2 separate regions of the Mus musculus genome follow, and region 2 is linked to region 1. The links are chromatin contacts, found by Hi-C or POLR2A ChIA-PET in ENCODE. All regions are on one chromosome and are shown on one strand. The core of a region is the stretch at or near the end of the contact, and the rest is flanking DNA. Distances in the headings are between cores, read along the strand shown.

What was found. Hi-C counts contacts between places; a loop is a spot of excess contacts on that map. ChIA-PET counts read pairs that join two places held with the same protein, here RNA polymerase II (POLR2A).
Region 2: POLR2A ChIA-PET joins it to region 1 with 14 read pairs in embryonic stem cell. The contact joins the promoter of AA388235 here to the promoter of Rxrb in region 1. A Hi-C loop is called at or near these places in 1 of 37 maps with a recorded cell type or tissue (T-helper 2 cell). POLR2A ChIA-PET finds 5 or more read pairs at or near these places in 4 of 5 experiments (Patski and embryonic stem cell).

What each region holds. Positions count from the first base shown.
Region 1 is chr17:34,029,869-34,033,867 of GRCm38, reverse strand. Rxrb (retinoid X receptor beta) reads right to left here and starts at 2,056. Exons shown (of 10, transcript NM_011306.4): 1 at 1,645-2,056; 2 at 824-1,041; 3 at 157-313. The coding sequence starts at 1,870. It overlaps Slc39a7 (solute carrier family 39 (zinc transporter), member 7), which reads left to right and starts at 2,178. Exons shown (of 7, transcript NM_008202.2): 1 at 2,178-3,044; 2 at 3,134-3,302; 3 at 3,447-3,500; 4 at 3,614-3,778; 5 at 3,885-3,999. The coding sequence starts at 2,610.
Region 2 is chr17:33,979,206-33,983,204 of GRCm38, reverse strand. AA388235 (expressed sequence AA388235) reads right to left here and starts at 1,713. Exons shown (of 1, transcript NR_033305.1): 1 at 1-1,713.

The sequences.
Region 1 (3,999 bases), core at 807-3,306:
ACCCCCACTCCTACCCCTCTCCACATCTGATATGAATCTAAAGGTCCCATAGGCCTCCTTGCTCTGACCAGCCTCAAGAACCCTTGGGAGCCCCATAGGCAGTGGTAAACAGCCCCGACGTGCTTTTTTCTTCTACGGCTGTGCTGAGCCCCATACCTGAGCTTCGGTCCCCGCAGATTGCACAGAGCCGTTTGCCAGCCCCAGGACCACCTGGAGGGGGTGGACAGTGCAGGCCCCGGACCCCTAAGACCGGTGGCTTCACATCTTCAGGGGGGCCAGACCCACCCCCAGGGAGCGACACTGTGGAGTTGATCTGGGATGGGGGAGACAGGGAAGTCACAGGAGACTCTCATATGTCAGGCAAACCACTTCCTGCTTGTGAGCAAGCCCTGTACTATTCCAGAAGGTACTGGGGACACTACTGTCTAACGTAAAGGGCCTTCCTTGCACGTGACACCAAGAGTGATGTCCACCCTTCTGTAATTGTGCTACAGTGGCCCTGAAGGGCACAGGTCTTAGAAGGGCAGGCATATTGAAGCGAAAAGGGCAGCAAAGCCACCGTGAGCTGAACAGGACATCAAAAATATTCCCTGCAGGCTTAGGGTTTGTTTTCAAAACAGAGCTGATGAAGCATGCACCCCCACAGACCACCCCCTTCAGGAAGAGCAAGGGGTCCGAGACCACAGGCTTGCTATGATTAGAGAACTAGAAAGATCAACGGGTTTTGGGGAAGTTCACCCAAAGATGGGGAGTGGGGGTGAGAAGTTGAGAACAAGGAACTGAAGGCACAGTGGCAATAAGCAGGCCACAACCTCTCTCTCACCTGAGGGCTGCTGACAGGCCCGGAGAATCCTGGGGGAGCCGGAGGGGGCAGACCAGGGGACCCCATGGAAGAACTGATGACTGGGAAGGGGGAGCCCAGTGGCGGGGGTGGCATTGGAGGTGGAGGTGCTGAAGGGGTAAGAGGTGGGCCAGGAGGAGAAGACGGACGGATCCCCTGAGAAAGGGGATTTGGGGAGGAGCTGTCTGGGCTTCGGGAATCTGAGAAGTGGGTACGTACAAGGCAGACACACACGGACAGGAGAGACAAGAAGAGAAAGTGAGCCTTTTGATCATCCAAATGGACACTTTAATTCTCCCTGACCCACCACAGCCCGCAACCCTGGAGTTCAGAAATACCAAGTGGCCAAACAACAATTTCACTTCTAATAGTCGTGAGAGGAGGCGGTTGACAAAAAGGGAGGCAGGTCAGGCGGGGCTACTGGGTCATCCCAAGCTGACCTCGGGAGGGGGGGCTGTGAAGCAGCACGTGGAGGTGTAGCAGCGAACCCCTCGTCCAACCCCAACTTAGAACATTCGGGGCAAAGAGTATGGCAGAAATACCCGGTCCCAGAGCGTAAGCTCAGCCTTCGAATGCCCAGAGTCCTCCAGCCCACGGGGAACGGTGTCCTTCCCACGCCCGAGACCGCGCACGCAGGCCCCGCCGCGGGCCCGAACCTGAAGGGCGGAAGCTCCCCCGCCGCGCCCCGCCCCGGGGGAGGGCGCTGGGCCTCGGGACGTCGAGGGCGCGTGTTTACAAACAAGGGGGCGGGAGCGCGGGGAGGGGGCGCGAGGGGCGCCGGCCCGGGCCCACGGGACACTCACCCCGCCCGCTGTCGCCCATCCCGTCCCGGCCAGCCTCCCCCGGCTCCGGCTCCAGGGCTTGCTGCTCTCCGGCCGCCGCCGCCGCCGCCGCGGGATCCAGCCAGGGCCGCCGCCGCCGCCACCGGGACGCGACCCCACAATGCATCTCTTTTCTCACCCCCACCGGCCCACACTGCCCCGCGGCATGCCGCGGCGGGAGGAAGGGCGGACGAGTGGCCCAAGACATGACGCCCGGGCCGAGGGCGGGGAAGCCGGAGAGGCGCCAGGGACGCGCAGGGGGGACAGCGGGGGACTCGGGGGCCGCGACGAAGCCGCGGAGGCGAGCAGGCCGCGGCCTGTGGCAGCGCGACTCAAGAGCCGCGCTCGGCTCGGCACTGAGATGACAGCACCGGCGCGGCCGCCATCTTTGTACAGACGGGAAGTCTCGCCTTGAGCTCCCGCCCCTTCGCCGAGGTGGAAACGGAGGAGGCGGTGCCCGCCAGCCCGCCGTCCCCTCGGATAACCCCCCAGCTCTGCGCATGCGTCCTGACGCCGTGGCCGCGCCGCCCTCGGGGCGCCGCCATGTTGGTAAAGGTATCGGGGCGCAGGCAAGAAAGGGAGCTTCCGGATCTCGCGGGAGCTCGAGGCGTGAGTGCCACGTCCCAGCAAACCGAGAACCGAGAGGATCCCGGAGCCGGTGAGAGGTCCCTGCTGCTCCCTTACGGCGCTTTCCAGGCCTTTACCCCAACCAGTGGGCCATAGAGACGCGGGCCCAGAGAGACCGTAAAGTTGCTGATCAAAGGCTAGAGCGGTGTCGGGGGTGGGGGGCTGCATCCAGGAAGGGTGTTGGGGATGAGGTGGACCGGCCTTGGGGACAATGTAAGAGCGGAGCAAGTAGTATAGAGGAAGGGCTTCAAGGGACGCGGATCCCGAATAGGTAGATTGAGAGTCAAGTCGAGTCGTCTCTTGTTCCTCCGGTCAGCGTGATGACCATGGGCCTGCGGGCCCCCCACTGGGTGGCTGTGGGACTGCTGACCTGGGCGGCTTTGGGGCTGCTGGTGGCCGGACACGAGGGTCATGGTGACCTGCACAAAGATGTGGAAGAGGACTTCCATGGCCACAGTCACGGGCACTCACATGAAGATTTCCACCATGGCCACAGCCACGGGCACTCGCATGAAGATTTCCACCATGGCCACGGCCACACTCATGAAAGCATCTGGCATGGGCATGCCCACAGCCACGACCATGGACACTCACGTGAGGAATTACACCATGGCCATAGCCATGGCCACTCCCACGATAGCCTCCACCACGGAGGACATGGACATGCCCATCGTGAACATAGCCATGGGACTTCTAGGGAGGCTGGGGCTCCAGGCATCAAACACCACCTGGACACTGTCACCCTCTGGGCCTACGTGAGTCGCCAGGGGATGTGGGGAAGAGGGACTGGTTCTTAATCGGTGGGAAGCTCCATCTTTGCCTTCTGATTGTGCTTCTCCACCAGGCACTGGGGGCCACAGTGCTGATCTCCGCAGCTCCGTTCTTCGTGCTGTTCCTCATCCCAGTAGAATCTAACTCTCCCAGGCACCGCTCTCTGCTCCAGATCCTGCTCAGTTTTGCTTCCGGGGGGCTCCTGGGTGATGCGTTCCTCCACCTCATCCCGCATGCCTTGGGTAAGTAACTTGTGGGCTCCGCCTCAAAGGCTTAAGCGGTTTTGTTCTTTCTCTTTAATGATCCCAGATTTTCCGGTTGTCTTCAAACACACATCCCCTGAGCCAGGCATTCCCTCATCAAGCCTTTTCTCCCACTTCCCGCAGAACCTCATTCTCACCACGCTCCAGAGCAGCCTGGACATGGACACTCCCACAGTGGTGAGAAAAACCAGGGACTGGTGTGCTGGGAAAGGGCAACCTCTCCATTCCCATGCTTCGCCTCTTACACTTGAGTCTGCGTCTCCCTTCATGCTTTACTGCCTCCGTTCCAGGCCAGGGCCCCATTCTCTCTGTGGGGCTGTGGGTTCTCAGTGGGATTGTCGCCTTCCTCGTGGTGGAGAAATTTGTGAGACACGTGAAAGGAGGACATGGACACAGTCACGGACACGGAGACAGGCATGCGCATGGAGACAGTCACACCCATGGAGATAGACATGGTGAGCCCGCGTTGCCTGCTCTGTAACACACTCAGGGTCACCCTGTGGAGCAGGACACATGCGAAAGCTCTGTTCCCCACTCTGATCAACTCCTGTTCTCCCTCAGAGTGTTCTTCAAAGGAAAAGCCCAGCACAGAGGAAGAGAAGGAAGTGGGCGGGTTGCGGAAAAGGAGAGGAGGAAACACTGGGCCCAGAGATGGCCCGGTGAAACCTCAGAGCCC
Region 2 (3,999 bases), core at 464-2,963, 50 kb after region 1:
AATAATAATAAATAATAATAACAAAATGTTTAGCCTCTCCTTTTGCTCACAATCCAGAAGAGGTAGTGGAAGAGAAAAGTTATTTAGATATGGGGGAAGTGGACCTGTTTAACAATAGCTTTTGGGGGGCAAGCTCAATTTTCTTTGTCAGCAGTTCAGTCCCATGGCAAACACCAAATACGAATCAACAGCTTCAGTCCAGACTTCTTGGCCAGCAGACCCCATACAGGAACCAGCAGGTACAGTCCAGTCCTCTCAGTAGGGAAACACCATGCCTGAATCAGCAACTGTAGAAACCAGAAGAGCAAGCAGACACAGAGCAAGCCTTTCCTTCTTCCAGGTCTTCATGTAGGCTTCCAGCAGAAGTCATGGCCCAGAGCAAAAAGTGGGAGGGGCTCCTGCTCAAATATTCTGGTTTACACCTGTGTCTTCCTACCTCAAAGAAAAGGATCAGAAATTGATTTTCACACTTCAAATTAAGCAAAAACACCTCACAGATGCTGCCCTCCATTTTGAGGTTTTAGTTAACCCCACATGTAGCTGACATCAAAGAATCATCACCATGGTCCCTGTCCGAGTTCTGGAACTGCTCTCTGGGGCTTTGCAGCTCCTTTTAGCACCCATGGCTCTGCCTCCTGCCTCCCCTCTTACAGGGAGTTTTCTTCCCACGGCTGGAAAAGCACGTAAAGTTCTTCTGGATGTAGTTTGATGAGAGCAGGGCGGCCTGAGACCTGAGAGCCCTGGAGAAGTGCAGATAGGAAGGAGGCCCTGGGGCAGCTCAGCAGCCTGGATCCCCTTTACCCTCAGCTCTGTGGGTTCAGACGCTGTCCTCTTTGTTTCTTCCACCAGGCGGCGCTGTTGCCCAAGAATGCGATGCTTCTCTTTCATCTTCAACAGGTGAGACTCTGGAGGGTCTGCAGTGGGAGGGAAGATGGGAAAGGGGACACCTTTCTCTGCAGGAATGCTCTGGATGTTGGGATGTCATGGGCTGTTACAAATTAGCATTCAAACGTCTGAGTCGAATTTATCTTGTTCATAGGGAATCAAAAACTCACATCAGCTCAAGTGCAAAGATGAGCACACACTGTGTCTTCTTCCTGGGATGAGGCTGTGACCCACTGGGCATGGTAGGTTCATAAAATGAAATATCATCTGTATTTTTAATTTTATGCTTTTTGACAAATTGTCATTTCAATACACTCTATTTCAACCATCTTTTCCTGTCCTGTTACAGAGCGCTCTTCATTGGCTGGTGGGACAGTGATGTCCAAACATTCCTGTGCCCTCCACTCCTGTCCTCACACTCTGGATGTGTAGGAGAAAGAGAAGGAGTATTTTTCAAATCATATTTTTAAAATTTTATTGTCATGAGATGTAATCATTTTTGTATGTGAATATGTATGTGCACTAGCACTAGCATTCGATCCCTGGGAACTGAAGTTGCAGATGGTTGACAGCCACCATGTGCTGATGGAACTCACCCTGGATCCTCTGCAACAGGAACTGTTACAAACGCGTTCTCTCACACCCGGCCAGGAAGAACACAACAACCAGAATCTTCTGCGGCAAAGCTTTATTGCTTACATCTTTATGGGGCCAGAGCGCCAGAGCGCGCGGGAGAGCGAGGGCGCGCCAGAGCGCCGAGTCCTATTGTTACATCTTTAGGCAGCGAGAGAGCGCAAGGCGCGCAGAGCCAGAGAGATGCCAGCGAGAGAGAGATGGCGGAAACCCCCTCCCTCTTTAAGGAGAACTATATTTTTGCTAGGATGCATCACTCCCTGATTGGCTGCAGCCCATGGCCGAGTTGTAGTCACGGGGAAGGCAGAGTACATGGGGGGAGGAGTACCCTGGCACATGCGCAGATTATTTGTTTACCACTTAGAACACAGGATGTCAGCGCCACCTTGTGACAGCGAATGTGGGGCGGCTCCCAACAAGGAACACGTGCTCTCAGCTCTGAGCCATCTCTCCAGCCACCACTGGAATGTTCACATCAAAACCACACAGCTGATCCACAGCCTGCTGCTGAGCACATGAGAGAAACTAGAGGCCCAGGAAGAGACAGTGTCAGTGCATAGCTCAGGAGGGAGGGGAGCTGGGCACTGATGGGGAGAGGCCTGAGGACAGAGACAGAGAGGGGCTGAGCAGGAGGGGACAGAGGCAAAGGGGGAGACCTAACTCCGCAGAGTCCCCTGTTGGAGGGTATCTCTGTCAGATTGCACTGGACACATCTGCAGAACCCTGCTGGTCTCTTCCATTTCATAGTGAACGCTATGCTGGTTTGAATGAGAACAGCCACACGGGCTCATAGGAATGAATCCTTCATATCCAGCAGATGGAACTCTTGAGAAAGATTGGAGGTGTGGCTTGGTTGGAGAAGTGTCACTGGGCTGGGCATTGAGGTTTTAAACATTTCCAGGCTCCAGGCACCTGCGTTTGGCTGTGCCTGTGGTCTGGCTGGACTTTAATGGCGTAGGTTGCGGAAAGCTGGACCAGGGACCATTATAGAGCAGGTGAACGTGCAGACCGCCATTGCGCATGAGCAGGAGCTGCTCAAGATGACTGACAGGCGTTTCAGGAAGTGCATCAGGAAGCCTGGGGCTCCTTGGACAACTCTGAGCAGGAATGCATCACCATATGCATGGACCGTTACAAGGACGCCTTGAACACTGTGTCCTACGCCTACAACTCTCGACTGCCACTGGAACAAGCCAACGTGTGATCGACACCTGTGCTTTCTGACAGTGCTCTCAGAAGACAGCAAGGACCAGTGTGAGTGCAGGGACATGGCTGACCCACTGAGCTGTGACCTCATGAGAGAGCAAGCCAATGAAGCACTGATGGGAGGGTGGGGAGGAGCGACTCCCACTGTTCCCAGTGTCTCTCCTTTGGTATGCAGATAGATGTGTGAGCTTACACTGTTCTTGTACCATGTCTTTCCTCTGCCGTCATGGATTCACATTCTCTGAAAGTAGAGAACAGATTAAAAACATTCACAACTTGATGGGGTCCCAACGTCTTATAGTCGTAGAAAAGTAACGAAAGCCAAGTGTGATGACACAGGCCATTAATCCCAGCAGACAGGCGAACTCTGTGAGTTCAAGGCCAGCCTGATGAACATGGTCATCTGTGGAGACCCACCTTGCCTTATAAAAACAGGATAAAACAGAAGAAAAGTAACAGAGACAGATCCTTCTGTGGAGCTGCTTAAGGCCAGTTGCTTCCCTAGTCAGGATGAAACCTAAGAGCATCAAGTTCTCAGGGAAACGGGGGAGAGGTCAGGTCAAACTCCACACAACCAAAACCTGTGTAAACTTAATCTTTCCCAATATCACTGATCAGGGGTGAAACCTCGAAACACCAGTGTGTGCTCTCTGGCATGAGGATCATCTTTCTTCCAGTGTCCACACTGCACAGGCGTGAGGAACTCTGGGGCCAACTCAGTTATCAGATCCAGTGTCCCACACAGCTGTGACATTCATGTCTCTCACCTCATCAGCTCTTAAGTGTGAGTGAAGGTCAGGGAGGGAGGGAGAGGGTCAGAAATTACATAACTTCTACCACACTATCATCCTTTTTCTGTGGTATAGTCGGTGACAGCTCCTCTCCTACTGTGATTAAGTCACTAAAACAAATGTACCTTGGACGTGCAGACACAGAGAAGTGCAGTGGAGACAGCGATCAGTGCCCTGCTGTCTGTGGTCTGCACAGGGGTCTCTCTTCAGTGGACAAGGGGGTCTCCTGTGCTGAGACAACGACAATCCACTTGGACAATCTCAGAAGCCTCTAACCCTGAGGCTGAGAAGACAAATCCTAAGGGGAGAGCAAAGTCTACACTTAACAGATGAGAGTCCTGCACTCAGGCTTGGCAGTGTGAACCACCCCTTGCAGGTGAACAGAGCCTGGTCTCTGTGGGGTCCGTGTGGGCTTGCAGGCCAGCGCCTCTGCTTTAAGGAGAAACCTCTCTCCACTGCGTCCCCAAGCGCTTGTGTCCCCATT